Linked DNA regions of Homo sapiens: regions 2, 3, 4 and 5 are each linked to region 1. The links are chromatin loops, found by intact Hi-C in ENCODE. Cell type or tissue: heart right ventricle. All regions are shown on one strand. Each heading gives the region's core, and the rest is flanking DNA. Links, peaks and the distances in the headings are about the cores only. Region 1 overlaps GABRA4 (gamma-aminobutyric acid type A receptor subunit alpha4). Region 2 has its middle 9.1 kb from the start of GABRA4. Region 3 overlaps GABRB1 (gamma-aminobutyric acid type A receptor subunit beta1). Region 4 holds the start of GABRB1 (gamma-aminobutyric acid type A receptor subunit beta1). Region 5 overlaps GABRB1 (gamma-aminobutyric acid type A receptor subunit beta1).

Evidence for each region. Hi-C counts contacts between places; a loop is a spot of excess contacts. Peaks named below come from ENCODE experiments on the same cell type or tissue, not always from the same donor. Only the 100,000 strongest peaks of a DNase experiment are listed, where the experiment ranks them.
Region 2: a loop joins it to region 1, with 4 times the contacts of the local background. A loop is called at or near these places in 24 of 110 quality-filtered maps.
Region 3: a loop joins it to region 1, with 2.7 times the contacts of the local background. A loop is called at or near these places in 26 of 110 quality-filtered maps.
Region 4: it touches region 1 in a loop (21-fold over the local background); 38 of 110 quality-filtered maps call a loop at or near these places.
Region 5: a loop joins it to region 1, with 3 times the contacts of the local background. A loop is called at or near these places in 27 of 110 quality-filtered maps.

Annotation. Positions count from the first base shown.
Region 1 is chr4:46,929,223-46,934,222 of GRCh38, reverse strand. All of the region lies in intron 8 of GABRA4 (gamma-aminobutyric acid type A receptor subunit alpha4), which reads left to right. Among named protein-coding and RNA genes, the nearest start is that of COX7B2, 22 kb to the right of the region's middle. In heart right ventricle, for the core only: a CTCF peak has its summit at 2,061 (motif pointing left); a DNase peak (open chromatin) is centred at 2,077; H3K27ac peaks cover 404 bases.
Region 2 is chr4:46,999,330-47,005,987 of GRCh38, reverse strand. It overlaps a transcript of GABRB1 not described here. Among named protein-coding and RNA genes, the nearest start is that of GABRA4, 9.1 kb to the right of the region's middle. In heart right ventricle, for the core only: a CTCF peak has its summit at 3,178 (motif pointing right); no DNase peak of the experiment used is centred there; H3K27ac peaks cover 704 bases.
Region 3 is chr4:47,119,878-47,124,877 of GRCh38, reverse strand. The region is part of intron 3 of GABRB1 (gamma-aminobutyric acid type A receptor subunit beta1); the gene reads right to left. Among named protein-coding and RNA genes, the nearest start is that of GABRB1, 91 kb to the right of the region's middle. In heart right ventricle, for the core only: CTCF peaks have their summits at 1,781 and 1,983 (motif pointing right); a DNase peak (open chromatin) is centred at 2,110.
Region 4 is chr4:47,028,273-47,034,845 of GRCh38, reverse strand. GABRB1 (gamma-aminobutyric acid type A receptor subunit beta1) reads right to left here and starts at 3,279. Exons shown (of 9, transcript NM_000812.4): 1 at 3,115-3,279; 2 at 2,841-2,932; 3 at 2,362-2,429. The coding sequence starts at 3,194. In heart right ventricle, for the core only: a CTCF peak has its summit at 2,012 (motif pointing right); DNase peaks (open chromatin) are centred at 2,055, 2,364 and 3,305; H3K4me3 peaks cover 2,408 bases; H3K27ac peaks cover 1,309 bases; H3K27me3 peaks cover 1,984 bases.
Region 5 is chr4:47,112,103-47,117,102 of GRCh38, reverse strand. The region is part of intron 3 of GABRB1 (gamma-aminobutyric acid type A receptor subunit beta1); the gene reads right to left. Among named protein-coding and RNA genes, the nearest start is that of GABRB1, 83 kb to the right of the region's middle. In heart right ventricle, for the core only: no CTCF peak of the experiment used is centred there; no DNase peak of the experiment used is centred there.

The sequences.
Region 1 (5,000 bases), core at 1-5,000:
TTAGTATGTGACTCATTGATATTCTAGAAGATAAACCTATTCGTTATCAGTCTTGTTAGTTTTTAATTTACAAGGATTAAGTTACATTTTATTAAACTTCATTAGCTTCTCAAGCAAGTAATATGAATGTAGCTGTGTGCATTCTGCAGACCTAATCTTAGTCACTTTATCTCATTGCTGCTAGAGTCATAAGTTGAGATGAGTTTTTTTTGCAGTTGATAAAAATTATTTAGAAATTGTGTCAGATCACAGTCATGACTGACGAATTGCCTGGATCTGCTCCTGTTTGCCTGTTGCTGCTTTAATTTGTTGGTAATGTTTAAATCTACCACCTTGCATCTCTTTTCTTGCTTCAGGCTATTGTGACTAATGACAAAGTAATTTCAAACTAAATCATTTTTTAAAATTCAAATGAAGCTTAGGTGCTTTTTCTTGTTCGAAACCACTGTGCATCAGCTAAATCATGATAGAACCACTGAAGTCTCTACACTCTGTACGAAACACAACATCACTCTGACACATTAGTTGCACCAAAATGTGAAAGCTGGGTGAATATTCTTCCCAGTGAGTCGTGTGCCAGATAGATCAGCAGATACCTTATTCCTTTTGTGGTCTGTCATCATGGAAAATGACTACTTTTAACAGAGTAAAACTTGAGACATAACTGCAAAAATAACTTGAGTGTCATTTAACTGCTTGGCAGAGAGCAATGATTTAAGCCTCAAATCAGTCTAATTCCACTTTCCTTTATGTAGGATATGATATACAGAATAGTGAAACTTCTAAGGCATTCTCAGCCAGACTTGGGATTGAGTCAAGATAACTTAAATGCCTTAGGCACTACCTGCAATATTCTAAAGATGTGTCCCATAGAAAAAGAAATAATAAATTGGAGATCAGATAAAAATTTTTGACACTTTCTAATTTGAAAAAGGATCTTGATTCTATAGGATATCCATTTTAATGCAATTTATCAAATATGAAATAGGTGCCTACTGTGTGCATTAATCTACAATGATTGATAAGACAGTCTTTATACTCTAGCTCATTACTTCTTTTAAACTGGAATAAAAACACTTGATCTTTGTTTTCAGACAGTAATCTTTTTGGTACTGTTCATGTTGCACACCCCACTCTCAAAAAGTCTCTTACTTCATTGTTCTTTTTTCTAACCACCTTAGACTGATTCTTTTTATTTTTGCTTAGACTCTCCTCTTTCTCTAGGCATATTCTTCAAATGTAAGATTTTATTTCTTCGATATTTATAACTTATCCAATAGTAGATATCATCAGAATATAGTTTTCCAACTGTCAAAAGCATGACATACAAATAATGAATGGACAGGTCTCCAAGATTGGTTCAATTGTTAATTAATGAGAGACCCACTTAGATGGTAAAATGGATTCAAAATCTTTTTGAGGAATGGCTACGTATAGGCAATTTTTTAAAAGGAAAAGTAAAATAAGACTGGTAGGTTAAATACAGAAGTGCTTAATGTCTGACAAGGCAATAAAACCATAACCTTTCATGATCTTTTGTACTAGACAGGAATCCATAATTGAATATGTTAACTTGACAGTGTTTGGGTTCTAATAAAATATTAAATGGCAAAATCAAACTCAAGTAAATTATTCTAAAGACTTAATAATCCTTGAGTGGGCTTGTTAAACAATACTCTATTATGACATTGAAAGGACATGCTGTATTTTTTTCTGATGTCCAAGTCTTGTATAATTTTTCTTAACATTATACTACTATGAGTACTTGACTGACTCAAATATGTGCAGCTTGTTAAGTTCTTTAAAGCCTCCTCCACATTTGTGAGTAGAGAACCTCTACAGTGAGGCAGAACAGACACCAAGTAAGTAACTTGCTGTATGACTTCCAGTGACCTGTAACCTTTCTGTTCTTACTTTTCTCTACTGGAAAATGAGGTAATGGAATAAGTTGATCACTGAAATCCCTTTCTGTTTTAAAATATTGTAATTCTTATAGAGTGGGATTATGAAGGGCAAAATATGTTGGTCCTTCAGCTAGCGTGTGGATTAGGCAACAGTGCCCCCTAAAGGTCCTCTATGAGTTCTGGGCAGGCCAATCTTCTAAGTATCCCAGAATGTCTGAGGAACTTCCGCCCTCACGAGCCCTTGGCAGCACCTCCCATCAGGACCTTTGATCTAACTCATCTATCTATTATCTATTGCCACAATAATATTGCATAACAAAAAAAATGATACTTCAGGTACACACAATTAATATTTATTTTTGCTCCCAAATCTGTGGATCAACTGTGGATTCTGTTGATGTTGATTACGCTTGCTCGGGCAGCTCATTTTCTCTTAACGGAACACTCATGAATCTAGTGTCAGCTAGTTGTTGGATGTTCTAGGCTTGTCTCATTGTGATAACTGGCTATTCTCCAAATGAGCTCTCAATCTCTAGCAGGCTAGCCCAGGCTGACCTGTTCTTATGGTGGTGGTGTCAGTGTTTCCAGAAAGAGTGTAAGCAAGTAAGAACTGTTGAGGTTAAGAATTGGAAATGACAAACTATCATTTCCGCCACATACTATTGAACAAAGAAAGTCATTAGCCAGCTTAGGAAAAATAGACTCCAACTCTGGATGGGTCAGGAGTGGGTAAGCTCCTGGACATGAATGTGGAGCATGAATATGGAGGCAGGAATATAAAGAGAAATGATGAATTGGTGTCACTTTTGAAGCCAGTCTATTATATAGAACACAATTCACAAGATTTCAGGACATTCCAGAAGCATACTGGTCTAGAACGAAAGAACTTAAATGTTTTAATACTTTGTTTTGGGGGGCAGTAAAGTTACTTAGAGTCAGTTTGATCCTTCCTACTCTTGCTCTTAAAATTCATTAGACAATACCAGAGCAGTGTTTGAGGCTATTTATACTATACTATTAAGACAGGAACTTCTACGTACTCTACCAAATGCTACATGAATGTTGACATTTTCTAGTGCAGCAGGTGGAAACATGCACTATTCCTGGCTTTGGGTGAATGTCAGGTATTGTTTCTTCTAATCATTTTGGACGGTTCCTTTCAGCCTTGGGTAGTTACCTCACACCCATAAACTGATCTTTGCTTAGTAAAATACTCAATGGGGACTCTCTTTAGATCTTTGGAGTTCTCTCTTTGTTTAGCATTCTTATCTCTGGTACTTTGTCCTGTGAACTCTAGCCATCTTGGTCTCCCAAGACTCTCAACTTCATCTCTTCAGTTCAGGAAGCCTGCCAGTTTTTTTCTGTTTTTTCCTTTCCTAAACCACAGCATGGCAACTCTCTCAAGTTTGTTTCTTCCCTCTCGGTGATTATGGTTCTGTGTTGTCTAATGGCCAGTTTCTTCAAACAACAGGTTTTTTTTTTGCATTTGTTTTAAGTTTTGGGGGTCATTTTAGGCAGGAAAGTAGACTTAGTTCCTGTTACTTCATTTTGGCTGGAAGGGAAAGTCTCCAGTCCTTAGAATTTGGTATTAGGAAACATACAGATTTCTAAAGGTCATGGACAACCTAACTGACTGAAAGAAGAAGATGGTATGCAACTATCATATTATATTTGAAAAAAAAATGTATTTCTTTCCTGTTTGTCCAATTTATCATTTTACTCTCTTTTCTTCTCTTCTTGGGATATTCAGCATTTGGTCATAGTTTGGTTCTTGAATATATTTTACCTTTCATTATATTTTTTATTGTATCATGTGTGTATGTATGTTTCCTTGCCAATGATTATATATGCTCTTTAAATTTTGAGGATATACCTTGTTCTTTTTTTATGTTATTCACCATGTATATAATATTTTAGGATCAATGATAATCAGTTAATTACTATCCTTTTCTGTAACAAGAGATTCAAAATCTGAGGATTAATTAGGTGACATTTACAATGTTCTGTATAGAGGAAAACTGCAGGATAAGTAATGGTTCTTCAGCTTTCAGGTTGATGTCAATTTTGATTTCAATTTTCTCCACCCAAATTCAGTGCCATATGTTAGGCTACAATTTCTCATTAGTTCAACTGCACCCTGCTTAGAAGAATACTACAAGCTGACATGACGAATGCTTTCTACACCTGTCAGAGTCTACACTGGCTCTGTTTTGTGAGGCTGTTTTTCCTTCTCTACTCAGCGACCTTGAAGTCATGATTTATGAGATATGAATTGAACTTTAAACATGCTAGATGAGTATACTAAAAAAGAATACATTTGTAGAATAAACCTTTATGTCTAAAGTGAGATTTCAATTAATTGTATATAATCTACCCACTTCATATATTATTAGTATCTGTGAATTGCCCTTTGAGGCTGGCTTCTTCCAATCACCCTTTTATTAGCTGCTCTTCTTTCTCTTTCCTCTATTTCTCCATTTTTTCACTCACCATCTACTTCATGAAATGGTAAGGGGAGAAGTTATGGAAAGTAATGATCATCTAACATTACTATAGCTAAGAATAAGCATAGTTAGGGAGGACAAATTCCTGCAAAAATATAATAGTATATTCTAAAAACTCAGACGTGGGTATTTCAGGGAACATCTGAGAAATTACTGTCCTTCATTAGCATGGAGAATCTATAATTAATTATGTATATAGTTATTTATTGTGGCTGTCAATATTATAAGAATTTTAGTGGTTTACTGCACAACTTTCTTCAAATATAATCTTGTTCTACAAACAAAATAATTTGCTGAAAAGCAGTGAAATATTTCAATTTAATCACTCTTTATTGGTTAATGGTTTGAATTCAGATATTTATGCAACTGTTGGTTGATGCTGTTTATAAGTCTAATACAACCTTTTTCTAATTAAATTTTATTTGTATTTTCATCATTAATTGAAGTGAAAAATAAAATATGTCAGTATTATTAGATTTCATAATAATGTGTACTATTATCTATGCTTTTCATGAAAGTAAATTGAAAGGACTTAGAAATCAAAGTTTTTGGACTTTTTTAAATAAAGGAATGTTAGGTACGTATGGATAGT
Region 2 (6,658 bases), core at 764-5,763, 71 kb before region 1:
AGCCTCCTCAAATCAGATACTTCCAAGTTTTTAAGTAAATAAAAAAATAAGTACAGGAAGAAATGAAAGAAGGGAGGAAAGAAGACATTTGTATTCATAAGACAAAGATTAAAATCCTGAAAGTTTGGCTGCAAATAAGCCAGAGTAGAGGACAAATTAAATGAAGGCACAGTTTTGCTAAGCCCCATATGTTACAAGTTGACTCTTTCAGAGTTAGGTAAAGAAATTGGGTAGCCATTGCAGAAGCACTGGTTCCTAATTTTAGAGAAGTTGCAGAGGGAGACGTAAAGTTCTCTGTGATTGACAAAAGGACATTTTTAGTCCTTGGATCTTCAGGAGGCTTAAAAAAAGCTGACTATAAGTTAAGAGAGACTGCCGATGGTTTTTACCTTATGACTGAAATGTTTGCATTGCTTTACTACTTTCTCTTTTAGCATCAAATGGATCCTTATCAGATACTGTGCTCAAACCACAGGTTTGCTGCATTTTCAGCATACACTGACATTTAAAATCTCACTGGATGGTCACTTCCTCACCAAGAACAGTTTTTGTTTGTTTGTTTGTTTGTTTGAGACGGAGTCCCACTCTGTCGCCCATGCTGGAGTGCGATGGCTGGATCTCAGCTCACTGCAAGCTCCGCCTCTCGGGTTCACGCCATTCTCCTGCCTCAGCCTCCCGAGTAGCTGGGACTACAGGCGCCCGCCACCATGCCTGGCTAATTTTTTGTATTTTTAGTAGAGACGGGGTTTCACCGTGTTAGCCAGGATGGTCTCGATTTCCTGACCTCGTGATCCACCCGCCTCGGCCTCCCAAAGTGCTGGGATTATAGGCGTGAGCCACTGCGCCTGGCCCTACGGAGAACCATTTTTAAAAATCACTTCAGGAAAGTTTCTGCATCTGGGACATTAACCCTAGGAGTCACAAAGCCAGGTGTGTCTGGCCTCCCCCTAGGCCCACTCTTGGCTTTGGCTCTCTCTCCATCTAGGTGATTGCATCTGCCTGCTCCTTAGCCTCTCAGAATTCACTGTTTCTATATATGCCTTAGCAACAGTTACAAATCACTGCATGCCATTGACCTTCGAGGAAACACAAAACTATTGAAACTATAAGTATTAAACTTCAAATAGCAAACATATTGTTTTTCCTAGAAGTATAATTTTTAAAGGTGGAAAAACTAGATGATACGAAATCAAATACACATTGACAGAATAAAACCAATTCTGGATTATAAACTACGTATCTTAACAGATTCGAAGAGACTGTGTCATCTGTTTTTTGTTTGTTTGCTTGTCTGTTTGTTTTTTAAATCAAGTGTCTGGCCGCACCAATAGTTGGAATAGGCAGTCAAAAAGCAAGGTGTGTTTTGAGCATCTCAAACTCTTCCCATTCAACCCTAAAGTATATCCTTTAATAGTCAAAGACATTGGAAATTAAACCAGGGAACCTATTCTTTTTTTTTAAAGTATTAATATTATGCATTGCATGCCTGTATTAAAATATCTCATGTCTCCCATAAACAAATACACCTACCATGTACCCATAAAAACTAAAAATAAAAGGTATTAATAATGATGCTCTATTGCTCATCATGCCTATAATCTTGACATAAGTGTCTCGTCATTTTCTTAGAATCAATGCCTAGAATTGTAACCACTGGGAAAAATTAAAGAACTTTAAGAAAGTTTTAAATATATTATTGTAGGTCAGGCACGGTGGCTCACACCTGTAATCTCAGCACTTTGAAAGGCCGAGGCAGGCAGATCACAAGGTAAGGAGATCGAGACCAACCTGGCCAACATGGTGAAACCCCGTCTCTACTAAAACACAAAAAGTTAGACAGGCTTGGTGGGACGCGCCTGTAGTCCCAGCTACTCGGGAGGCTGAGGCAGGGGAACCGCTTGAACCCAGGAGGTGGCGGTTGCATGAGCCGAGATGGCACCACTGCACTCCAGCCTGGGGACAGAGCAATACTCCATCTAAAACAAAAACAAAACAAACAAAAAAAACAAAAGAACGTTTTAAATATATTATTGTAATGCCGCATAACATAATTAATGATTTCCTAACTTGCCTGTAAATATGTGTGGGCTGACATTGATCAATAGGATTGAATTCCTGAAAGGACATTGCATTTTAGGTTCAAAGCCCAATTTCCTAGACCTAAGGTTCCTCTTAAGGGAAGTCAGAGATTAAATCAGCAGAATAAACGCCTCACTGGAGGAAGAGTCAGAAGACTGGGATTCCAATCCTGATTCTGGTAGTTAGCAATTACAGAAACTTAGGAAAATCATGTCGTCTCTCTGAGCCTCATTCCCATACTTAAAAGAATGTAGCAGAACTAGATGATTTCTCTGGTTCTGTTTTAGCTCTGCAATTCTGTCATGGAAGTGGGAAACTTGAATGTCAATATGGACATTTACTTTCTCCAAAACCTAAATTTGTCCCTTGTCTCAGTGTCTGTCAAGTCTGAAATGTGAGAGGTTTCTTTTGGTTTAAAATATTGTTATTTATTTCCTAAATAACAATGAACTTCCTCCTGGATTCATTCCTTACATAAGCATATTAAATGCTTAGGACTTGGGTCTTACAAAAATAAATAAAACATCATCCCCATCCTCGAGAAACTCAGTCAGTCATGAAAAGAAACCATTAGGCAAACGGTCCACAGAATTACAACAGTCTGTAGAGACAGATAACAAAACCCTTACCTGGGAGGAGGTGGATTTCACAAGTGAGCTGCACTTAATCTAAATTTTAAAGATATGTAAGTGTTTTCCAGGTAGATAAAATAGAAAAGGGTACTTCTGAGGCAAGTGACATGTGAAGATACATGGAGGACTGAAAGCTTTAGTAGATTCAGACAATTTGCTACATAGAATTTATCACTAAAAGAACAAAGTTTTTTTTTATTATAAAGCAAATAGGAGTGATTTGGGAGTCTTATGCTATCCATAAATCAAACATTCAACTTTTGCTCACTCTAAACTGTTTCCAATAAATAACTTTTTGTGGTATACTTTTCTATGGCAAAGTCCCAAATCCTTCTCTGATATTTATCTTCATGCATTTTCAATATTAATCAATACCATTGAGGTTCTCCTTCTATTCTTATGACATTCACTCCCTTTAACTCTCTCTTAAAATTATGGTTAATGCCACTCCATGCAGTAGCCACCAGATGGTAATGAAGAGCAGTCTGGCTTCATAGTCTTTTGAGGACCAAATATTTCACCACTGTATCATGTTCAGGATTCACAGATTTGTTTGGAAAGTGAAAGTTTAATTCCAAACACTGTGTTGGTTTGATGGCAGGCTAGTATATATCTATGATACTTTAATCATTTAGTTTGCGTGTGTCTGATTTGTGTTATAGGTTCTGTATTGGGGACTTAAAGATACAGAAAAAAAAACACATACATTTCTGCTATTGTGCTTTACTTTAAAGGTGGTTCTTATTTAAACATTTGAAAGACTAAAATATTTGTGTCTAGAATGATTAGTGAAAATACCTGCATTCTTTAGGTTTAATTTGTGTTTTCTTCTGGTTATAAATATATTTAAAAGAGGAATTCCTTCATATCACCAGTAAAAAAAATGATTAAAATATCCAATGCAAATATATATAATAAAATTGCATAAAATACACAACACATTCTGCATCTTTGTTTCTTTGGCTTATTAACTTGCCAAATATGCTCACTCACTACTTTTTTACCCAAAGCTTGTAAAGTAAATGTTGATATTTTCGCAAAGGCTTAGGCCTATGTTTTTAAAAAGAGTTTTAAAATGTGTTTTACATTGTATGGTATATAATGTTTTCTTTCTAGTATTTTGTTGTCTCCAAAATCTCTATAGTGAGAATGCATTGTTTGACTGAAAAGTCAAAAGAACAAAATTCAAATATAATGATTAATTTAGAATCTAAGTAATAGTTCATGAAAGTTTAACATTTATAATGGTTCACATATCATGAGTTACTGTGTCGTAAAAAACTGCCTATCCTAAGACTAATAAAAACAATAAGTTGTTGTAAGATAAAGTTCAGAGTTCTGTAACAATTTCATATCACTTTTTGGAACAATTTAATGGCATTTGAAAGGTGAGAAAAATTTTAACATTGAATTGACACACAAAATTTTACTAGAACCCAAAACATTTAATAAACATTTAATTTTATATCCCCGTACAACTGTATTAGTTAGGATTTTCTAGAGAAATTGAACCGATAGAGTATAGATTATTCTATCTGTAGAAATTTTAAGGAATTGACTCACACAATTACAGGGGTTGGTAAACCCAAAATCTGCAGGGAAGTCTGGCAGACTGGAGACCCAGGGAATATCTAATGTTGCAGATCAAATCTGAAGTCCATCTGCTGGCAGAATTCCCTCTTCTGGGAGGTCAGTCTTTGCCTATTAAGGCCTTCAACAGATTGGATGAGGCTCGCCCAAATTATGGAGGGTAATCTGTTTTACTCAAAGTCTATTGATTAAAATCTTTATTTCATCCAAGAAATACATTCACAGAAATATTGAAAATAATATCTGGCCGGGCATGGTGGCTCACACCTGTAATTCCAGCACTTTGGGAGGCCAAGGCGGGAGAATCACGAGGTCAGGAGATTCAGACCATCCTGGCTAACACGGTGAAACCACATCTCTACTAAAAATACAAAAAATTAGCTGGGCGTGGTGGGGGGCGCCTGTAGTCCCAGCTACTCGGGAGGCTGAGGCAGGAGAATGGCGTGAACCCGGGAGGCGGAGCTTGCAGTGAGCCCAGATCGCGCCACTGTACTCCAGCCTGGGCGACAGAGCGAGACTCCATCTCAAAAAATAAAAAATAAACATAAAAAACTAAAATTAAATTAAAATAATATCTTACCAAACATCTGGGTACTGTGATCCAGGCAAATTAACACAAAGTTAACCATCACACCATTCTTATAAAATGCTATTCAATTTGTTCTATGAAATATTTCAGGCATATGAAAAATATATATAACAGCTAGTCTTCAAAGATGGCCATCAAATGAATCATATCTCTCAGTATTTACATCTTTGTTATCCCCTCTGCATGAATCTGGTTTGACCCTGTTACCTGCTCTGACCAATAGGATAATGCTCTGTGACTTTCAAGGTTTGGTCATAAGAAGTCTTCAGCTTCAGTCTAACTTGAAATGCTTACTTTGGGAAAACCAGCCGGCATATAAAAAGTCTTACTACCCCAAGATCATCATGTTATGTGGAAATCCAAGCTGGCTAAGTAAGTAAGATGGGGGAGGTGGGGGAAGAGAGATCTCCAGCCAATTCCCCCTGTCTATCTGAAGCACCAGTCATGTGAAGCAATAAGCTATCTTCAATGCCCAGCTCAGTCAAACCTTCAAATTATGCCAGCCCCAGCCACTATCTAACTGCAATGGGATGAAGGACCTCCAGGGAAAACCACCATATGAGCCTAGTCAAACTATGTGCACTGTGAAAGAGTATCATAAATTGTTTTAAGCTAGAAAGTTTTATAGTGCTTTGCTCCACAAAAGAAGATGAATATAAAAAAAGTAACATAGTGAACACCTAAGTCCTGACCACCAGATTTAGCAAAACTTAACATTTTGCAATATTTGCTTGAGGTATTTTTAATGAGATAAAGCTTACATAAACAGTTGAAATAGTCAATGTTTCCCTTATTTCATTCCTCTTTCTGCCACAGATACCCATTATCTTGAATTTGTTATTAATTTTTTCATGCAAATTTGTTCATATGGCTACATACATACCTACAACATGCATAATGGTTTTTTTAAGTTTTAAATTTTATATGAGTATTTGGCTGAAGGTATTATCATTATTGAGAGAAAGTGGTTTGCTCCCTGATGCACTAGAAGCCAATAGTATGTCACTGAGTTTTTGATAAAAGAGAAGTTTTTATTGCAATTTGACTAACAAGGTGACATGAGTCCAGCTCAAATCTGTCTCCCTGTACTGGCTTTAAGGTAGTAATTTTATTAGAAAAAGTTTAGGGGGTGGATTCTGGAATTAGCAGGAGATTGGTGGAAGGAAAGAGGAGGTCTGGAAAGTCCTTGGGCATGCACAGTTATCTCTTCATGCCTCCTCATGGGTCCCATGTGCAAATTTGGGAGGAGTTAGTATGAAACATGCAGTGAATATTCAGGCTGTGATGTCAGCATGTCTGTTCTCTGCAAAGTCTATTTCAACAGTCATATTGGCATTAATCCATTTTAGCTAGTTTTGTTATCTTATAAGCAGAAGGAGTTTTAGCACTGTTTCTTTTTTTATTTGTTATCTTGTAAACTAAACAATTTCTGTCAGTCACTGGTCTCTTCAGCTCTTTGGAGAATGATTTCTTTGTTTTGCCTCTTGCTTCTTTTGTATACATTTACTCCTGATATATTTATATTGAAACATATATCTTATTTCCTTATTTTAATTGTTGTCTAGTTCTCTCTTTACACCACAATGTAATGTATCCACTTCCCTGTTAAATGACATTTAATTTGTTTCTAAGTTTCCACTATTACAAACAACGTAACATATTTTAGATGTCTCCTCATGAACATGTTTGAGAGTTTCTTGGAGCTATAAAATTTAAATTAGATGGTTTGGTCATATGGTATGAATATGTTAAACTTAAATATATTGGC
Region 3 (5,000 bases), core at 1-5,000, 190 kb before region 1:
TTGCTTGATGGTATCTAATAAATCCTGTGGTCTTTCCTTCCTCCTTTTCATTTTCTTTCCTTTCTTCCTTGACTGGATGATTTCACATGACCTGTCTTTTAGTTCACTGATTCTTCTGCTTAATCAAGTCTGCTGTTGAAGTTCTGTATTGCAATTTTATTTCATTTATCATATTTTTCAGCTCCAGAATTTGTTAGGTTCTTTTCTGCAATTTCTATTTCTTTGTTGAACTTCCAATTTTGTCATGTATTATTTTCCTGATTTCACTGAGTTTTCTGTCTGTTTTCGTGTAGTGCACTGAGAATCCTTGAAGCAATTATTTAGAATTTTTTTGTCAGGCAATTTATAGATTTCCGTTTCTTTAGGATTAGTTACAGAGCTTTATTAGTTTCCTTTGTGGTTTTATATTTGCCTGATTCTTCTTAAATTGTGTAGTCTTGTGTTGATGTTTGTGTATTTGAAAGACCAAACACCTCTTCCTGTCTTTACAGATTAGTTTTGGCAGGTACAGACCTTCTCATGCTGGGGCTAATGGTACTGCCTCCAGGATTGCAGTTGAGCAGGTCTGAAATCAGGTCACGCAGTTGTTGCCAGTTATCCATAAACCCAGAATGAACATGCATTCTGTTTGCAAAACTCTTCTAATGCCAATATCCAATTTTAAAATTCTACTCATCCTTTAAGACCATGAGGTTTCTCTCATAAATTTTTAACTTTTTTTCTCAAATGATCTATAAGCCCTCATGAGCTCCTCTAACAATTGGTTTAAACAACTGAAAGACTTATCTGAGGCCTTTATGACTGCAGATGTATAGTTAGATGTGTATATATATATTTTTTTCAGGTATATATATGCCAGAAAAGCAAGATTATATATATATGCATGTGTGTGTGTGTGTGCATGTGTGCATTTATACATATATATGATATATATAATATATATAATATATTATATATCATATATTAATATATAATATATTATATATTATATATATTATATATAAGATATATATCATATATATGATATAATATATATAATATAATATATAATATAATATAATATATAATATATGATATATAATATATTATATATAATAATATATGATATATAATATATTATAATATATTATATATATAATAATATATGATATATCATATATCATATATCATATTATATATATAATATATCATATATATGATATATCATATCATATATATTTATATATATAAAATAATGTAATATATTATAATATATAATATATTATAATATATGAAATAATGTAATATATTATAATATATGAAATAATGTAATATATTATAATATATAATATATTATAATATATGAAATAATGTAATATATTATAATATATAATATATTATAATATATGAAATAATGTAATATATTATAATATATAATATATTATAATATATAAAATAATATATTATAATATATAATATATATGTGTATATATGTATATATGTAATATATATATAAAATATAATATCTAAAGTATAATATATTATCTAATATATATTATATAATATTATCTAATATATATAATATTATATAATACATATTATATATAATCATATATATGTATAAATACACACACACACATACACATATGTATGTATAAGAACTGGATTTATTTCGTCTCTAGCCCAGAATAGTACCTTTTGTAAAGTAGGTAGTGAATAAATTGTATTTAAAAGAGTGAAAAAATAAATACTGAATCATTGAATTTCAAGTTATGTTTGTGATGTCAAAAAGGCAGAGCACTGGAATAATTCAAGAGAAAATGAGTTGTACATCTACTCGCTTTCATTGCATTGTATAATTGCAGCTTCCTATTTTGTAGGTTAATAAGACAGTATAACAGCTATTAAATTTCTGTTTCACAGCTTCAATCCCAAGCTTTTACACTATATACGTGCTGAGTTAGGGCTAGTATTCTACCAGTCATTTCAGCTGGTCAGCTCGTTTTTCTCAGGATCTGCCAGTAGAGGGAGCTAGAGGAAGGCTTCAAGGCTAGGGGAAGAAGAAAGTACTTGCTCCTTTCTACTTGTTTCCAGTGAGCTTCTTGCCCACTGTGGTTCCTGTGAGCCTCACTTCAGCAAGGCTTCATCAACTCAGCAGTGACAGTTTTGTCCTGTGACAGCAGCTGTTGCAGTTTTTACAACACTTGCAGAACCAAGTCTATCATACTTCCCCTCAGAGACATTAGCTCCTGCTTAGAAGCACCCAGTGTCCTTTGAGACTGGAGTTTCAGTTCCATGGGGTTCTTCCTCTCAGTGTCTTAAGTTTTCTAACATCTTTCCTTATTTTACCATGAGAGTAGTACCTGCTTTCTGAAGTTGGTGCTTCCATGATATGTTAGAATTACCTTTTACTCTTTCAGTTGCTCAGTTGACAACTTTACGGCTAGTTAACAATTCTTTATATTTCTCTGGTCAAAAAGAAATCTGTTCTGGTTCCTGTCTTCTTATTGGACCTTAACTGATAATCATGGGAAACGTATCAAATGTGAAAAAAAGGAAGACTTTTTCTACAAAAAATGATGAACTAAACAGTCTGAAAATTATTTCACCCAGAACAAATTCAGCAAATTGAGATTCAACACTGTCAACTAAAAATTTAAACCTCTCTGCAGAAAAGTATTTCCTTGGCCACTGATGATTCAAAGTTTTCAAGCATAAATCCAGTTATGTGATTTTGGAGGTATAAGCTCAGGGCAGTGTTACAGAACTAGGATGATCACATATTAAGTACTGACAGGACTTTCCCAGAAGCTCTGCTCTAGGCTGTTTTTGGAGTCTGAGAGTCTAGAGAGGAGTTAAGGATATAGATATCATGGAAATGGATTAGAATACTAGGAAATAGACATGCCTTTTTTCTGGGTATGTTCACAAGAAGATCATGCCTAACAAATTAATATTATTTAACTATTAAGTAGTAAAAACAGAAGCTTTAAGAAATTAAATGCATTGAAGTATGTTCAAATCAAATGGGATTGCTTGATAAAACATATTTTGTTTCCATTTAGAATAATCGTTTATAAGTCCCTAGTATAAGAAAACCATCTCAAAATTCCAAACGACTGTTGTCTTTAATTTGCATAAAATAATTTAACTATGACTCAGCTTAACAAAAATTAGTTTGCATATTCATTCTTTGAGGTGGATTCCTTTCCCATATTGAAAATATATTATGATAGAGAAATACCTTAGATACATCTCAATTTAGTGGCATTTTTGTGTCCTCATATGTTATAAAATATAATTTTGTGCACAATTTTTGAAAATCACATTCTATTTAGGAGTGGGAGGTGAAGCAAGATGGCCAAATGGAAGCCTTCATCAATCATCCTCCCTTCAGGAACACCAAATTTAACAACTATTGACACAAAAAAGCACCTTCTAAAAACCAAAACTCAGGTGAGTGATCACAGTACTTGGTTTTTTAACTTCATATCGCTGAAAGAGACACTGAAGAGAGTAGTAAAGACAGTCTTGATTTTCCGATGCCACCCATCTCCTATTCCCTGGCAGTGGCCTCAGGGGTGGGGAGAGAGAATCTATGTGCTTGGAAGAAGAAAAGCACAGCAATTGTGGGGCTTTGCATTAAAACTCACTCCTGTCAACACTGGGCAGAACTCAGCCAACACACATGGACATGGAGGGAGCATTTAGATGAGCCCTAGCCAGAGGAGTGGTCAGAGCCTGAGTTTACCCAACCCAGTGGTCAGAGCCTGAGTTTTACTAAGCTTTGCCACCAAGGACTAAAGTGCTCTGGGGTCCTAAATAAACTTGAATGGTAGTCTAAGTTACAATGACTGCAACTCCCAGGCAAGTCTTAGTGCTGTCCTGGGCTCAGAGCCAGTGGAGTTGGAGGGCATGCAGCCTAGTGAGACACCAGCCAGGGCAGCTTGTGCCCCTTCTTCAACACCAGGCAGCACAGCTCATAGATCCGAAAAGTCTCCTTTCTTCTGCTTCAGAAGAGGAGAGGGGAGAGTAAAAAGGACTCTTGCAACCTGGATATCAACTCAGCCACAGTAGAATAGGGCACTGGGCAGAGTCATGAGGACCCCACTGCAGACCCTAGCTCCTGGATGACATCTCTAGACACAATTGGTCAGAAGGGAACCTGCTGCCTTGAGAGGAAGGACCTAGCCCTGGCATGATTTATCAACTGTTGATTAAAGAGCTGTTGGATCCTGAATAATCAGTACCTGTAACTAGGAGTACATGCCGTGGACTTTCAGTGAGACTCTTGAGACATGCTGGGTTCAGGTGTGACCCAGAATATTCACAGCTGTGGTGATTATGAGGAGAGACTCCATCTGCTTGAGAAAAGCAGAGGAAAGAGTAAAGGGGATTTTGCCTTGCAGCTTAGGTACCAGTTCAGCTGCAGCGAGGTAAAGCACCAGGCAGGCTCTCAGAGTCCCCAGTTCCAGACCTTGGCTCATGGATGGCATTTCTAGACCAGCCCTGGGCCACAGGGGAGTGGAGATTAAGTCCAATGTTTCCTTGTTGATTTTCTGTCTGGAAAATCTATCAAACGCTGAAAGTGGGTGTTGAATTCTCCAGCTAATATTGTATCAGAGTCAATCTCTCTTTAGCTCTAATAATATTTGCTTTATATATTTGGGTGCTCTAGTGTTGGGTGCATATGTGTATATATATGGATATATACACACATACACACATTGTTGTATCCTATTGCTGAATTGACTGCTTTATAATTATATAATTAACTTTTTTGTCTCTTTTTATAGTTTTTGACTTAAAATTTATTTTTTCCTGCAGATCATGAATATTTTTGTTTATCCAGTTTTTCAGCAACATCAAATTGACTTTTTAATTTGTGCCTACATGGGTGTTTAATAATGTTGCATTGTTTTGATTTCGCATGTCCTTAATTACTAGTTACATTAAACCTCTTTTCAGAAGCTTATTGGCCACATGCCCTTTTTTTTTTGAAACAGCCTTTTAAAATCTGT
Region 4 (6,573 bases), core at 1-5,000, 100 kb before region 1:
GCTAAATATCACAACATATAATAAACAATTCTCTTTTGGGGGTGCGGGCTAACCATCTGAGTTGTGTTTATACAGAACCCTCAATTTTAAAAACATTACTCTTTATTTCCATTTTTCTTGGAGTTATTTCCAATCTATTTATTTCAATGTTTTGTCATAGATGACAGAAGATAAAATAAACTTTGGGTTCTGTTGATAGTGCTCATTAAAAGGAGAAACAAGAAAGAACAAGTAAATCAAGGTTTATTATTTTTCAACTTTGAGTGGTTTCTATTTTCTAATCATGTCTGTAACATTGTTGTGGAAAGGTAATGGGGATTGTAGTAGAACAGGTATTTTCAAAGGCTTATCAGCTGGGTGAATACTTTTGAAAAATCAAGTGCATACACACGTGTTGCTGTGAGTAAACAGACTGTATTATTTAATCATTAGGAAGAAATGTCCAGTGGTATTTCAATTAAAGTCAATCCTTGTTCTGAGCTTATGTATGAATTCAGTTGAACAACTAATTATACAGAACTTTTTGTTACGGTGGTTGTTGATTGCAGCAACTTCCCTATTTAATTGAGTTTTAAAAAAAACTGAAAAGGGGTATGTCAATATAGCCAACAGAATTATATATTTTTTAAAATTCTGAAAAGCATGACACTCTACACGGCAAGGTAGAACAAAGGCTGCATTTGCTTTTTGAGCTTTTTAAATCTTCTATTTTATCAATTATCTGTGGATGCTTACAAGATACCAAAGGAAATGATTGAAAAGGAAAAATATTAACATTATTAATCTACATGATACAACTTGTTAAACTAATTCATTGTCTAATTTGTCCAGTTGCATTCGTGTAGATTAGGCACATATTATTACATTCCTCAGAGTGTTTCTAAATAATATGTTTTGGGTTACTTTGTGGTGTTAACATGTATGTAAACAGAATATAATAAGTCAGTTTGCCAAATGAGAAATATTCATTGTGTATTACGTTTTTAAAATTGAGTTTCTTTTTCCAGCACGACAATCAGAGACATTTACAAATAGTATTTTAAATACGTTATTTGAAGCAGGAGCCGCTACAACTACAAAATACAGAAATTAAATAGTCACACTTTTTATTCTATTCCTATTCAATAAGCTATAGACATATTTATTTCGACCCTAACATAACCTAAAAAGGAAAAGAAAAGAATTCTTAAACCATAGTATATTAAAATAAAACGACACAGTAGGAATGAAATGAAAGACAATTCAATAGCCTTTATAGCCATAGAGTGATACAATCTCAAATGGTTTTACTCTTTAAATTATTCAGGATTTATAAATTTCTGCCGCCATAACATTTTTTCACAAGTGGAATAAAAATGGCATTTTGCTCACGTAGATCTAGCTGTTCCCTGGGTGGTTGATTCTAGAAAAGCAACAGGCTTTTCCGTCTTACGAGAAGCAACAGTTAGAAACTCTAAGTAGAAAACTCCTACACACAGTGGACGGAACCAGCCAACAGAGAAAGTGGCAGCTATTTCAGTTCATTTTGCAATAGCTTCCAAAAAGAGAGGGAAGAAATATATAAAAGAATGTTGACCCCTTTGAAATGAAAGGACTGTGCTGTGTTACTGTCGCCCCCTCTCCCTTCCAACGTCCCTTAAATTATCAGGATTTTTAGGCATGCTTAGGTTTCTAGAGTAAGGTGAAGCAATATGACTTGATTTATTCTGTTTCAACTTAAATTTGCAAGATGCAGTAAGACAAATTCATAACCTCCCGCAAGAGAACAATACAAGCCTACCCAGGCTCGGGCACTTTTCCTACTAGCAAACATGGACTGTTGTCTTAGCCTGTTGCTCCTGCCACCAGGTGTGCCTGAACCTGGAGAGAGAGGACACTTTGAAACCCAGACTGTGCTCTCGGTGGCAGGGCCTTGGTGCATCCGGGCTCGCGGACTGCGAGGGCCATGGGGATTGCCAGCACCGCGCCTGGGGAGGTGATGGCTGCCGACCACCGGTCCGGGGACCCTAGTGCAGGCCGCCCGGCTGCCAGCAGATGGTGCCCTCCTCATCCAAACACGCAGGGAAACCCAGCTAAAGTAACGCTCAGACTCCGCCCCAGCAGATCCACGGCGCAACAGTCACTCGTCCTTCCCAAAATAGTGCCGAGCACGTTTCCCCTGGAACACCGCAGTAGCCCGTGTGTGTCGAAATTACAAACCAGGGGCGACCGGGTGTGTGTGCCGGAGCGGGGAGCGGGTGCGGAGTGGGACCTCAGGGGCCAGGGGCGAGGTGACCGCCAATGAAACGCAGAGGGCAAAGGGACCTGTCCATTTCCCATCTGCGTAAGCCGAACCGCCGGGCCCCTCGGGAGGCCACTCACCATATTCACTTCGGAGACCATGTCTATGCTGGCGACATCGATCCGCATCCCAACGTCGACGGGGGGCCCTGCCGGGGAGGTGGGCCACATTAGGAACAGATTCTCTCAGTGACAGCAGGCTGGGGAGGGTCTGGGGGCTTCCCAGCCCTTACTCCATTCTTAACGGGCTCCCTCCCTGCTCCCCCCACCACCCCTTTCAGGGGACTGCCTGGGAAAACAGGTGTGGGCACACGCGTGATGCAGTGACTATGCAGAGGGTGTGTCGGCCCGGGAGAAGGTCGCCTCCGCCTGAGGATTCATCCACCTGAGACTGGGGACCCGGGGTGTGTGTGTGTGTGTGTGTGTGTGTGTGTGTGCCCAGGGTATAGTGCACGCTTACGAAAATGACATGCCTTTTCTTTTTTTTTTTTTGACATTTATCTTTGACAGAAAAGGAGAACTAAGGATGGGTTACAGGTTGAAAAAAGATGAAGCGTTACCTCCGAAGTCCGGCCGCAAGCGAATGTCATATCCTTTGAGCAATCTGTCCACTGTCTCTTTCACGTATGACATGTTGCTGGGTTCATTGGTGCTAAGGGGAAGAAGTAGGGACCGTATTCAAAATGAGCACAAACTGTGAGCACATATAAAAAGATACAGGCACACCTACCCCCAAACAACAAGATACATGATCCAGCAGACACGTAAAAAGAAACATACCAAGAAAAAAAGAGAGAGAGAGAGAGAGAGCGAGATTCAACAACAGCAGCTCACCTGTGTGCACAACAGACCATGGTAATCATCACAGGGAAAGAGAGAAGCCCCAGACTCTCTCGATTTTGTACTGTCCACATTACTAACTCTGATTAAAAGAATTGTCTTTTCTGCGAAGATTCAAGGAATGCAACTTAGTCGGCTGCTGGGCAGTAATTCCCGAATGGACCTGCGCATGCGCAGAGCGCGCTCACTACCAAAAGACACCTTGTGCCTTGCAAACAATATTCCTAGTGGAACAGGCAACAGATTTCAATCCCTCTAAAGTTCCTATTTGGGGTGCTCCATGTCCTCCGGGTAGTCAGAGACAAGCTGCTGTTTCCACGCAGGGGATCCTACGAGCATGTGTAAACGGAGTTTCCTTCATGCATTGGAGGTTGCTATGTTGATTTCATTTCTGCCCTCAACCTGATTTTGTTTTTTTTACTGGGCGCTCAGTGATCTGGCTAAGGCTGCCTGTGATTGGCATCTTTCGTTGACAGTCAGGGAGGTCCTAGAACGGGGACTCTGGAGGAGGGTCTGTTGTTCTCTGGTTGCCTGTGGCGGGCACCGGGAGGATGTGATCAGCGGGGGTTGTGGGTGGGGGTGACTGGGAGCAGGGAAGAGTGGAGAGAGAGGGAACGGGAGAGTTACTAAAGGTACAGAGGAAACTCAGGACGTATTTGAGAACTCCAAAAATTAGGTGCCCTTGGGAGGCATCCTAGGACATCTGGCTTGGTGTAGACTTCTGTAGGAGGCAGAGTAGGAGGGGCAAGCCAACTTTTCTTCCACCCCACTTTTCTTCCCTCCCCTTGTCGTTTTTCATCCAGGTTGGGAAATGAGGGAAACAAAGGATCCAGCAGCAGTTCTGGGCAGGCAATCTTTTTTTCTAGGGCCATCCACTGCAAGCCCCACTTATCCTCCAGGTTGTGATAAGAAAAATCTCCTTCTTAAATTGACAGCATTTAAGGTGGTATTTGTGACCCCTAGCAGAACTCTGAAACATCCAGACAGTTTAACCTCTGTTCGCCAGTAGGTTGGGATTCTGCAGGAGCAAGTATTGTTTGAATTAAATCAAATTCAGTAACTTCGATTCTACAAATGTCATTGAGCACATGTTAGGCAGAAGGCCCTGGACTAGGTGTTTGTTCTTTTGTTAAATAGTATATATTAAATTTTGTTGTGGGCATTCTGGGACTTATAACTGATTCAAAAAGGGTTCTTGTCCTAGAGAAATTCACATCTAATGGGAGAGGGACACACACAAGTGTAAGTAAAGCGAATTGTAATCCCTACTCCTATTATAGTCTGCTGCTTACTTTTATGAGGGAAAGAGGAGACAGCTTAAAAATTAGCTTCTAACTAGGATGGAAGTGTCTCAAGGTCAAGAAACTTATGCATATTCTTAGTATTTCCCTACACAGGAGTTACCAAACAAAAAAACGTAATAGAAAAATTTATTCCATTACAATAATAACAAAAAATTCTAATGTACCTAGGAATAACTGGGGGAAAAATATGCACAAGAAGTTTAGAGTGAAGGTACATAACATTATTTAAATACACAAAATATGACCTAGATAAATGGAAAATGTACCATATGGGTAATTGGGAAGACTCAACATTGTAAGGATGTCAATTCTATCCAATGTAAGAAATATAACCAATTTGAATCAAAATTCCTACATTCTAAATGGAAATGAATAAACTAATTCCAAAATTCAAATAGAAGAATGAGGGGGTAAATAAAAGCCAAGAAAACCTGGAAGAAGAAGAAGAAAAAAAGAGAAGGAATATGGGGGCATTTGCCTTTGAGATATCAAGACATTATTGTGCTATATAGAAACTGAATCAGTTTGTCTTTGGCATGGAATTCATGTAGGGATAAAAAGCAAAATAGTACGAGCAAATAGAGAGCACAGAAATACTCCTCTATTTTAAGAGAAGTAGGAAAAGATGAGCTACTCAATAAATGTTGCAAGACAATTTATTATCCATAAGGGAAAAAAGTAGATCTTTACATCATTACATACATGAAAATATATTACAGGTAGATACGTAACTTTAATACAAAAAACAAAACTTTCAAAACTTTAAACTATATAGGAGAATATCTTTATGACTGTGATAAAAGGAAAGATCTAAAGATGAACAAAGTTATAAATGATAAAAAAGATTATTGCGATAACTATGTTAAAATGTAACCTTCTTTAAATCCAAAGCTTCTTCTGAAAAGTCAAGTTATACATAGAAAGAACATGTTTTCAGCAAATTTAACCATCAGAAGGTTTGTATAAAGAAATTACCAGAAAAAAAAACTTCCAGAAGTAAATAAGAAAAGATCAAAAGCCACTCTAAATAAGGAATTGCAAATTAAAGGAATTGTACACTATTTTAAACTCATGAGATATGCAAAACTTAAGAATATTAAAAATTGGCTTTTAAAACTCCATATATTTTCAGTAGACATATAAATTGATCTAAACACTTTGTACCACTCTTTGGACATACTAGTAAAGTCAAAGATGCCCATGCTCTTTGGCCCAGAATTGCTACCACTCAGAATATACCCTAGTGATAAACTCATGCAGTCTAAGAATATTTATGGCAGTGTTGTTTTTAGTAGTGCAAAACTGGCAACAATTTTTATTAATTGGAAATAAATAGGAATATAATCACACAATGTAATACAACAGTCAAAATAGTTGAATGTCTACATGCTTCTACACTGACAAATCCCAGAAGTAAAACACTGAGCAAAAACGAAACAAGAGCAAGGTGCAGAATGATATAATGAGCCATGATAACATAAATTTTAAAATATTTAAGTGTAAAACCCAAAAGATATATTATGTACATATACACCATATATATATATATGGTATATATACCATATATACACATATACACCATATATATGTATATATACCATATATACATATATATACACATATATACACATATACATATATATGGTGTATATGTATGTGTCGGGGTGTGTGTTTGTGTGTGTATGTATATATATACACATACACAGAATAGAGAACAAAAATAAGAAGGATACCACACTTTAAGGTTCAAATGAATCTACAATATTTTATCAAAAAAATTTCATTCCAATTAGCCACAACATGATATGTGGGTGTTCATCATTCTACTCTCCATATATTTCTAGATATTTGAAATATTTTACAAAAAGCTGATCAAAACTGATAACGAAGTGACCAATTAGGAGATACATTTGCAATTTATATTTTAAAATGTTTATGCCAATCAATGAGAGAAATAAATGTCTAATAAATAATGAGCAAACAATTGTAACAAGCATTTCACCAAAGAATCTCTAATATTTGATAGCAGAGTAGGGTGACTGTAGTCAGTAACTTAATTGTACATTTTAAAATAACATAAACAGTGTATTTGGATTGTTTGTAATTTCAAGGATAAGTGCTTAAGGGGATGGATACCTCATTCTTTATG
Region 5 (5,000 bases), core at 1-5,000, 180 kb before region 1:
GATATGGTTTGGCTGTATGTCCCCACCAAATCTCATACCTAATTGTAATCTTCAGTGTTGGAGGAATGGCCTGGCAGGTGGTGACTGGATCATGGGGGTGGACTTCCCCGCTTGCTGCTCTCCTGATGGTGTGTGAGTTCTCATGAGATCTGGTTATTTAAAAGTGTGTAGCACTTCCCCCTTCTTTCTCTCTCTCCTGCTCCACCATGTGAAGAGGTGCCTGCTTCCCCTTGCCCTTCTGCCATGATTGTAAGTTTCCCTGAAGCCTCCCCAATCATACTTCCTGTACAGCCTGTGGAACTGTGAGTCAATTAAACCTCTTTTCTTTACAAATGGCTCAGTCGCAGGTAGTTCTTTATAAAGATGCAAGAATGGACTAATACACTTGCCCAAAGAAAAGTACTAGATATTGTAATTACAACAATAATAATACAGGACCAGTAAGCCATAGTATCTAATCAGAAATCCCAAGGAAAAAATTAGTAAATGTATACCTTTTATTTTCCCACCTAACTTAACAGCCAAACTAATTTACCACTATATGTTCCAAAAGATTTAGCAGTGACAATGCTGCTGACATAGGAGACTAGATAAGTAGAGACAGTGAATGAAGAAAAATTGTAGTACTAAACATTATGTTATAGTGATATTCTCTGCATGTCTAAAGACATCATTTGAAATGGTTTTTACACATCTTTGCCACCAGGTTGAGCACTGGCAGATATCTGTGGCAACTACTTTGTAAGTGAATGATATCACATATTAAGGGCTATCTGCAGGGAGCCAATTAAAATAATTGAGATGAATGTCTTAGGCTAGGAATGAACCTCCAAATACTTCACTAGCAGAACAGAAAAATAATTCCTAGGAAAAAAAAACACAAATCAAACCTTATTTATGGATCCCATGAATACTGCATTAAGTAACTAGTTGTAGAGTGTACCAAACTTGACAATTTATTTTTCTGTAAAAGACTTAAATACAACTAGCAAGTAAAAACCACAGGCTACTTGCATATTTTCAAAATTTGAAGCTTGCTTCTCAAATTAACAAAACAAAACACCAATACTGTGAATGGCTTATATTGGTTAAATGTAGAAAATATTCTGAGGTTGTCCTTGGCGAAGATGATATAGCCTGACTAACATGGTCAATCAGAATAAAAGTAAAATAAAATTTAAAAAATGGAATGCTATAGAGTACAGTACAAATAAAAGCACAGTACCATGTGGTTTGCTTCAGCATTAATGTAAAATTGGATTGAATATATGAGAAATGGAAAAGATTTTCCTATTTTTAAATAATCACAGAAATTCCTAATTACTGTTAACTGTTTTTTTAACATGCTGTTAACATAATACATATGTTTTATTTAAAAATCTTATTGTGTTAGAAAAAGCCTTTACCAGTTTACTAATTTGCTATAAAATATGCACTTTTTTTCAATGTATTAAAAAAGCAGAAGAGCTTTCAGTTGACTCTTTACTAAGGATATTTCCTAGAACATAACACCAGAAATGAAAATCAAGTTAATTCCCCATGATTTAAAGATAAGTTGAATATATCATTAAACAACAGTAATTTTTATGATTTTATATTTAAAAAATCATAAAAAGTCAATTGTTCCAATTCACATTTCTCAAGATATTATTACTTATACTAGATCTTTTTCCAAAAAAGAAGAAAAAATTTTGAAAGTACTTAAAGCATTCAGACAGTGGTACAAGATAGAATAAGTGAAAATATCAGACAAATATTATCAAAGTTAGTAACCAAATTTTTTTAAGTAGAGGTTAATTTTTATTTATATTTGTGAAGCTAAAGAGAGCAAATGTTCAAAATATTTAAAGAGAATTCCTAGGAAAAAGCCTGGGGATAAGAAGGATTCCATTTTAGATGTATTAGCTATCAGCATAAATGTCTGCTTGCAATTAGAAATTTGTTCCTCAATTCATGAGAACCATGAAGGCTTGAGATATTAAGTTTAGAGTCACCTTCAGAAAGGAGTAATCATTAAACTACTTGTGATTTCTTAGAGTTACATAGTAGAAAAACAGTATCAGAGAACGGGAACTATAATCTTGGATTCACTCATATTTAAAGAGCTTAAAGAAGAGAAGTCAGTCAAGGAATTGAGAAGTTCTAGTAGGGAAAGAAGGAACATTGAGATGGCAGGGACCTCAAACCTGAAGCTGGAGACAGTTTTAAGTGGACCAGCTTAGCGTGCAGTCACACAGGACACAGCGCTTAGATAGTAGCCATGTTTGGTTTATATTCTGTCTTCCTGTGCTCTTGACTTAAGAATTTCTGAACAAGGGGCTCTGCATTTTCATTTTGCACTGGGCCTTGTAAATTATGTAGCTAGTACAAGTTTCAAAAATGAAAGTTGGAGTCAGCTTGGAAGTAGACTAATAAAGGTCTCCCAGGATTCTCATTAAAATGCCTGTGACTATATGAAAACAGACCCCCAAAATGGTCATAATGCTACAAACTAACAAAGAAGAAAAGTCACATGCCAAATATCTGGGCAGAAATTCAATTATGTGCTTCCTTGAAGAAGATGAATGCAAAAGTACATTATTGGACAACATACCTAATATTGCATGCCCAGAATCATAGTTTGGCAGATGGCCACAAAATATAAAGGTGGAGATGAGGATGAACACACTGGTTTATTGATACTTTTAGTGCCCAACCTTGATATGTAGGGACACCAAGACCAGAGAGAAAAAAGCCTTCTTCCCCTAAATACAGTTGCTGTCTTTGAAATGAATCAAAACCAGAATCCAGAACCTTCTGAGCCAATCAGTTCTCAAACCCTGCGTGCATTCAGAGAGTACTCTGAGGATGACCTGTGCAGGAAGTAGATGGCAGCAAGAGAGGTTTAGACAGTTCTCTTCATACGCCTTGGAATGATTAGCTGCCTAAAAACATCACTATACATAGGATTGAGAAAAAGTAGATGGTCGGGAATAACGCATGATTCTGGTGGGATGTGGTAGAGTATTTCAGAACCAAATAAGAACTGTAAACTGCATATGCATCTCTAGCTTGGTCAGACAACCCTAACCACGGAAGCAGAAGGAACTGAGGCCTGTCAGACTTAAATTGCCGTAAGGCTGTGGCCACATACCTTATTTTCTGGCTGAGAAAGTAGAAAAGGCTAGATCCTACTCAACTATAGGTGGTATCTGGACACTCTATGTATGGATCCTGTCTGTTATTTAACAACAGAACTGCAGGGAGAATAAATTGAAAACAGAACTGCGGGGCTGAATAAATTGAAAAATAGAAAATATTTGGTAAATTTGGATTTATTGGTGAAACCAACAAAAAACATTGGTTGCCAGGTTGTGTTCTGCTAATTAGATAAGGTATTTTATTTATCTGAAATCTGGCACAACTAGAGTAATGATACTAATTAAGGATCTGAGCATTAGGAGCTGGGAGAAAAAAAATGTTACCCTCTCATGATTGTTCTTCTCTTCTCCATGTGTTGAAAATGTATCCATCCTTCAAAGTTGGCTTGAAAGCCACCACTTTTGTGAAGGTTTCTTTTGATTAATTTTATATTGACTTATTTTTTCCTTATCTGAATTCTCATTTTGTATATTTCTATTTATTGTTTAACATATGGTTCTGTATTCATAATTATATTTTTATTTCACTTAACACATTATGTACTCAACGTTAAATGATTTTTTTTTTTTTTTTTTGGAGACGAAGTCTCACTCTGTCACCCAGGCTGGAGTGCAGTGGCACGATCCCAGCTCACTGCAACCTCCGCCTCCCAGGTTCAAGCAATTCTCCTTCCTCAGCCTCTGGAGTAGCTGGGATTACAGGTGCACGACACCACACCCAGCTAATTTTGTATATTTTAGTAGAGACGGGGTTTCACTATGTTAGCCAGGCTGATCTCGAACTCTCGACTTCTGGTGATCTGCCCACCTTGGCTTCCCAAAGTGCTGGGATTACAGGCGCGAACCACTGCACCCGGCCCTGATTTTTTTATTTTCTGTGACATTCAGCATTTTTGGGGTAGGGAATAACATTCCTGTATACCTTTCCCATCCAACCTTCTAACTCCATTTCAAGCCTAATACAGAAGTAGACACATAAAAATTATCATAATTGCCAAGGGAAACAGGAATGGCTAAAGAAAGGCAATAAAGAGATAAAGGAAATATAGATTTAGAGATAGGGTTTCTTTTTAGCTTAGAGAAGATAATTTTATAATTATACATATTTATAATTTCACAGGCAAGTATGTGATTAACTTTCTTAATAAGAATTTAGTCACATCTCACAAATAAGAATATAAGCTCCACAAGGCAGGATTTTTTTTTTTTATTTCACTGTGCTTAATACAGTGCTTGACACAAGGTAGGCACTTAATAAAGATTCATTGAATGAGTAAATGAATGGATGAATTATGGATATTGGGTACATAACTCAGAAAATGAAATAAACTGACAGGCTCTATGCACTTTCTATATATGTTTTCCTTTTCATCTTCAGGTGTATAAGTTGTTTCTTTAACAAATAGAGAAACTGAGGCTTCAAATTTTAAATAGTTGGATCAAGATTACATAAAGTATTCAGTGGTGAACCTGACAATCAAACCAAGAACTGCCTTATTCCCTCCAAAGCCATTCACTTTCTGCTATATAGTAACACAATTGTAGAATACTACTTTTTAGGCTGGGTGTGGCGGCTCACGCCTGTAATCCCAGCACTTGGGAGGCTGAGGCAGTCGGATTACGAGGTCAGGAGGTCGAGATCAGCCTGGCAAACATGCCTGTAGTCCCAGCTACTGTGTAAATATTTCTCACTATCAGATTTGGCCCAATATCTTTAAGTAGGGATTCAGGACAATCTTGCTGTGATTTTAGAAATAGCCCAGAACTGCTAACTTCAATGTCTACTAAAAATACAAAAACAAACAAACAAGAAAAAACAAAAAAAATTAGCCAGGCATGGTGGCACACGCCTGTAGTCCC